Linked DNA regions of Homo sapiens: region 1 is linked to region 2. The links are chromatin contacts, found by Hi-C or POLR2A ChIA-PET in ENCODE. All regions are on one chromosome and are shown on one strand. Each heading gives the region's core, a stretch centred on a gene start or an enhancer-like site at or near the end of the contact. The rest is flanking DNA. Distances are from core to core; before and after follow the strand shown.

What was found. A loop is a pair of places that touch in the nucleus more often than their neighbours do. ChIA-PET counts read pairs that join two places held with the same protein, here RNA polymerase II (POLR2A). Pooled maps may share reads with other maps.
Region 1: a map of CD4-positive, alpha-beta T cell shows a loop between it and region 2 (5-fold over the local background). The contact joins the promoter of RAB7A here to the promoter of ABTB1 in region 2. A Hi-C loop is called at or near these places in 1 of 168 maps with a recorded cell type or tissue (CD4-positive, alpha-beta T cell) and 2 of 50 pooled maps. POLR2A ChIA-PET finds 5 or more read pairs at or near these places in 1 of 52 experiments (MCF 10A).

Annotation. Positions count from the first base shown.
Region 1 is chr3:128,724,850-128,727,549 of GRCh38, forward strand. It overlaps RAB7A (RAB7A, member RAS oncogene family), which reads left to right and starts at 1,334. Exons shown (of 6, transcript NM_004637.6): 1 at 1,334-1,510. RefSeq lists enhancers at 1,058-1,187, 1,217-2,201 and a silencer at 1,468-1,757.
Region 2 is chr3:127,671,605-127,674,304 of GRCh38, forward strand. ABTB1 (ankyrin repeat and BTB domain containing 1) reads left to right here and starts at 1,348. Exons shown (of 12, transcript NM_172027.3): 1 at 1,348-1,477. The coding sequence starts at 1,422. PODXL2 (podocalyxin like 2) reads left to right here. Exons shown (of 8, transcript NM_015720.4): 7 at 1-9; 8 at 664-1,198. The coding sequence ends at 876. RefSeq lists silencers at 630-709, 720-1,319, 1,460-1,719.

The sequences.
Region 1 (2,700 bases), core at 84-2,583, 1.1 Mb after region 2:
TTATCTTTTGGAAGAGACAGTCTTGTTATGTTGCCCAAGCTGGTCTTGAACTCCTGGGCACATGCAAAGTGAAAGCAGAGAAAGAGTGGACTTACCCCAGAGGCGGATGGTTCTGCAGTGTGCAAGGCCATTTCAGAATACACATAGAGAAAACAGGAGAATAGGTGGTGAGGGTTTTGGGGAAAGAGCCAATTTTGGTTGAAAAAGTAGGGGAAACCCCAGACATTGTACCATCTCAGGGTTGAGACTGCTTGCCTAGCTTTTGAGATTTTTTTTTTCCCCAGACCCCTCAACTCCTGAGATCTTATCGGGAAGCTGCTGATCACCAGTTTTAGGTGTTTTTATCTATTGGGAGACTGCCTTTCTCTGGTCTGGCTGCAACCAATTATTATTTTAGAGAGACAGCTTAACCTGACAACCACGTCATGGTTGCCTCACATTGCTGGTCGGGGAGTGGCCCCTCTCCTGCCCTGCTCAGGTCTGACTACTTACTGTAACAATTGCAAGGTTTTTGGATGGAACAATTGAAAGAATGGAGCTTGCATGAACCAAAATAAGAAAAGACTATGAGAGGGCATTGTTGAAGATGGAGGCAAAAATTCTGAGTGGATCCTGATGTGTTCGGATGGGGCTGGTGCTTGGGAGGCTGCTCTGTGCTTACAAGAAGAGTTCTACCCGGTCCATCTTTATCACATCTTCTCTAATACTAAGTTCAGAGAGGCTTTAGCTCATTTTCCATTTTCTTGGGCTGTCTCCTCTGCCAGACAAAGTGCCTATTTCTCCTGTCTCTATCACCGAGCCACACAATTGCTGTAGTCATTTGCAGTCTACTAGAACGATAACACATATTGGCATCAGACAGATCTTGGTTCAAAACCTCGCTCCACCAGTTTCTGTGTTGAGCTAGACCAAGTGACATGATATACTGAGTCTCAGTTCCTTATTTGTAAAATGGTGATAATAATTTTTGGTTAAGTAATTAAAGTAAGGATAAATGATGCCTTTCGAAGAAGGACACAACTGGAATGGCCAGTTTACCCCTTGTCCCCTCTTCGGTGGCATTATTTATTCTGGAGTAAGGAGGGATGGCTGAGGGAATCTGTCTGTGGGTCCAACATGGCGCCGTCCTGCTCCTTGTATGAGCCTCAAAGATGGGGACAACCATTTGGGGGCAGACATGTTTGTAGCACGAGATCCAGGCTCAGTCCCGAGGCAGCCGGAACGTGACGCAAGGTTGAGGCGGGGCTCCTCCCCCGCACCCTGGCGTCGAGCGTCTCGTGACAGGTACTTCCGCTCGGGGCGGCGGCGGTGGCGGAAGTGGGAGCGGGCCTGGAGTCTTGGCCATAAAGCCTGAGGCGGCGGCAGCGGCGGAGTTGGCGGCTTGGAGAGCTCGGGAGAGTTCCCTGGAACCAGAACTTGGACCTTCTCGCTTCTGTCCTCCGTTTAGTCTCCTCCTCGGCGGGAGCCCTCGCGACGCGCCCGGCCCGGAGCCCCCAGCGCAGCGGCCGCGGTAAGCAGCGGGCCCAGCCCGGCCGGCGGCCTGGCCCCATCCCCCCCCTCAGCCCCTCGGTCGCCAGGGCCTCGCGTCCTCCCTGTCCTCCTGGGCAGGCTCCAGTCCCAGCCCTGGCCACGCGGGCACACCCGGCATCGCTCAGGCCCCCGGAGCAGGCCAAGACCCCACCCGGCTTGGAGAGGTCGGAGGTCGTCGGGCGTGACCTCTGGCCGGGTTGCCCGCCCCGGCCACCCGTCTCGGACGCTCTGTTTACTGTTGGCCTGGATCTCAGAGACCCGAGAGGGTTCCTTGACTTGGGCGGCCCTGCGCCGCGGCAGGACGCGCTGGCCAGTGGAGTTCCTTAGCGCGGCGAGCAGGAGGGTGTCAGAGCCCACGCCGCCCGCCGCCGTGCCCACCCGGCGGGCATGGGTCACAGGCGCTGGGGGCCGAGCCGCGTTCCCATCCGGTTCTTCAGTTGAACAGCCTGACCCTGTTAGTGGGAGTTCCCTGACGGCAACTGAGTCAAGGCAGTGAGTCAGGTCACGTGCGCTGGGCTCGCCTCGACACTTGTGTACATTGAGGCGCCTCTGGCGCTGGGAGACAGGGAGCTTTTTGTCCTAGGCATGTTACGGTAAATCCTGAGAGAAGTTTTTCAACTTAATCGAGGAAAGATGGTAGTTGGATGTAGAGTTGTGTTTCCATTCCGACCGTGTTTGGGGCCTCTTTCTGCATTCATTTTAGGCTTGATACCTAATGGGGTCATAAGGGGAATATTGAGAATATTGACAGCAAATATTTGAGCGTTTATTGTATGCTAGGCAGCGTGGCAAGACCTTTTAACAGATCATTATGTTTAGTTCTTTGAACAACCCTCTGAAGTACCACTGTTGTGCCCACTTAACACAGTGGGAAGTTGAACAGAGAGGCTAAGCCATTTGGCCAAGGTCACACAGCTAATAAGTTACGAAGCAGAGATGCAAGCCCAGGCAGTCAGACTCCAGAGCACTGTATTAAATTTCTAGGTTGTACTGCTTTCACGTACCCCTGAAGCTTGCTGGTTTATCTTTTGCTACCTGGTATCTGTACCTCAGTGCCTCCCACCACCTCCTTTCTTTCTATTGATGTCATTTGAAAGTCTTTCTGGTAGCATCAGTTCTCCCTTAAAGCCATAAGAAATGCCGTTTGCGACTTATCACACATATTGTGGT
Region 2 (2,700 bases), core at 98-2,597:
AAGCACGTGGTGAGTGTGGGGACAGGTGGGGCTGGGGGCCAGTTGAGAGGAGAGTGCCCATCGATAGGTGTCCTCATCTGCAAGGGGAGGCAGTGACTCTCCTGGGCGCACAGGGTCCCGTGGGTGAAGCAGCTGGTCAGCCTAGCACTGCTGACTGCTCTGCAGGGCACCAGCCCCAGGACAGGTGCCAGAGGTGCAGGGAGTGAGGGGGCTGCTAGCCCCACCAGGGGGCCCCTCCCTGGCACCACCAGCCCCTTTCCGGCGCAGGCACTGCAGGGCCTGAGCACCTGAATACCTCACCAGAGGCAGGCCCTGCGTTGGTGGTGCCCAAGGATCAAGGAGAGGCTCCAGCAGCCTAGAGGCCTCCCCAGGAGGAAGCGAGCAGAGCCCTAGCGATGCTCCCTGCCCACCTCGCAAGTGGAGTCTTCTTAGGGGGCTGTTGGGGGATCGATGACGTCAGGGAGGCCACGGGGCTTTGTAGTGCCAACGACTAGTAGGTTTATTTTGAGAAAGGAGTTGAGCTGCAGCAACAGAAAAGAAGGATCTGGCACCTGTGGAGGGTGCCGCGGGAACCCCCTGGGTGGGGTTGCACAGACGGCCGCGGGCCTGGCGCTGTCCGGGGGCTGGCTCGCTCGCCCATGGCCTCTCCCCACCCCGCCTCAGTCGCACGGCGAGGAGCTGCGCTTCGTGGAGAACGGCTGCCACGACAACCCCACGCTGGACGTGGCCAGCGACAGCCAGTCGGAGATGCAGGAGAAGCACCCCAGCCTGAACGGCGGCGGGGCCCTCAACGGCCCGGGGAGCTGGGGGGCGCTCATGGGGGGCAAGCGGGACCCCGAGGACTCGGACGTGTTCGAGGAGGACACGCACCTGTGAGCGCAGCCGAGGCGCAGGCCGAGTGGGCCGCCAGGACCAAGCGAGGTGGACCCCGAAACGGACGGCCCGGAGCCCGCACCAGCCCCGCGCCTACCCGGGCCGCCCCCGCGGCCTGGCCCTCGGCGCGGGCTCCTTCCCGCTTCCCCCGACTTCACACGGCGGCTTCGGACCAACTCCCTCACTCCCGCCCGAGGGGCAGGCCTCAAAGCCCGCCTTGGCCCCGCTTTCCCGCCCCTGAACCCCGGCCCCGCGGGCGGCGGGCGGCGCTTCCTGCGCCCCGGGACTCAATTAAACCCGCCCGGAGACCACGCCGGGCCCAGCGCGTCTGCCTTCTTGACTCATTCTTATTTCCGGGGTTGGGGCGGGGCGGGGCGGGCGGGGCACCCCGGGGCAGGGGCGGGGCCGCGGGGCGGGGAGGCCGGGGCGGGCGGGTCCTCCGGACGCCGCTGCAGAGCGGGGCGGGGCGGGGCTGAGCGTGTTTACATCCGCCGGGTGCGCGGCTTCGCCGCCCGAGGTCGTTCGGCTCGGGTACCATCCTCCGCGCCATGGACACCAGCGACCTGTTCGCCAGCTGCAGGAAGGGGGATGTGGGCCGAGTGCGGTGAGGACCTCGCAGTCCCGGGGAGGGTGCGGGAGGTGGCCGCCCTCGGAACGCCTCGGGCCCTGGGACGGGCGGCTGGGCGGCCGCGGAGAGGCGGGCGCCTCTGCCGGGTCACAGCCCTCGGAGCGCCCCCGCGGGGCAGACCACCCGGACCCCCGCCGCAGCCCCCCAGCGGAAGCGCGCTGGGGCGGGGACACTGATGGCCATTGACCCCCGGAGGGCTTCCTGTAAGAAGGGACTGCTCAGCGGAGGCCCGAAGGCGCAGAAGTGGGCGGAGAGAAGGCGGGCCACTGTTCGCCCTGGTAGGGCCCGGACGTCAGACCCCCCGGGCGCAGGGCGCGGGTATAGGCCTGGGACTCCAGACGTGGCCCCTTTCTCTCGTGCTCTCTGGACCTGGCGCGGGGAACACCTAGAGCCCATAATCGGCCTCCGGTCCCTGAGGATTCGGAAACTCCTGACGCAGCTAAAGTGAATCTGGCGCTGAGATGCCCCCTCCATGGGCCGGACGCGGAGGGAAGGGGTGCCCAGTTGGGTTCTGGGGCCCTTCCCCTCCTTGGGCTTCCACTATCCCGTTTGACCTCCTTTTTTCTTGGCCCTTCCTCCCCCTTGACCTGGTGCTGACTGACTGCTTCCACCTCCCCTGGGCTGGCGCCGGGCTGCTGTACTCCCGTAGCCTCCCTGGGCCGCTCCCTGACATCCCGTGCCACTCAAGAGTTAGTGCATAGTGTCAACGCTGAGTGGGTTCACAGCACTTCCAGGTGCAGCCTGGAGGCCTCCTTTGGGCTGCCCCCGCCTCAGTGGGGCTGCATTAGCATTGGCGACTCCCCTCGCTCACCTTCCGCATCCCATCAGTTGCTGTATCCCGCGACTCCTGCCTCCTAGAATTGTGTGCCCTCCACACCATCAGGAGGCCTGCAGCAGCTTTTTCCCGGGCTCCCTGCTTCTAACAGGGCCAGCTTCTTCCTGCAGTAGAGAGCTCTGGTGGGAGTGAAGGCTCCATCACCTCCTCTCCCAAACGCTGAAAGGCCAAAGGTCCAGCCTCGGCACTGGCTCTGGCTTCTGTCCCTGTAGCCCATCGTCCCCCAGCACTGATAGCACACAGTGTCTGCCTGTTCGACCCCACCTCCACATCCTTGCCTGCACTTTGCCTTGAGTGCCTCTCCTGCTCTGGTCTGCCTGTCACCTGCCCTCACCTGGGGGAGGCTTCCCCATACCAAAAGGGA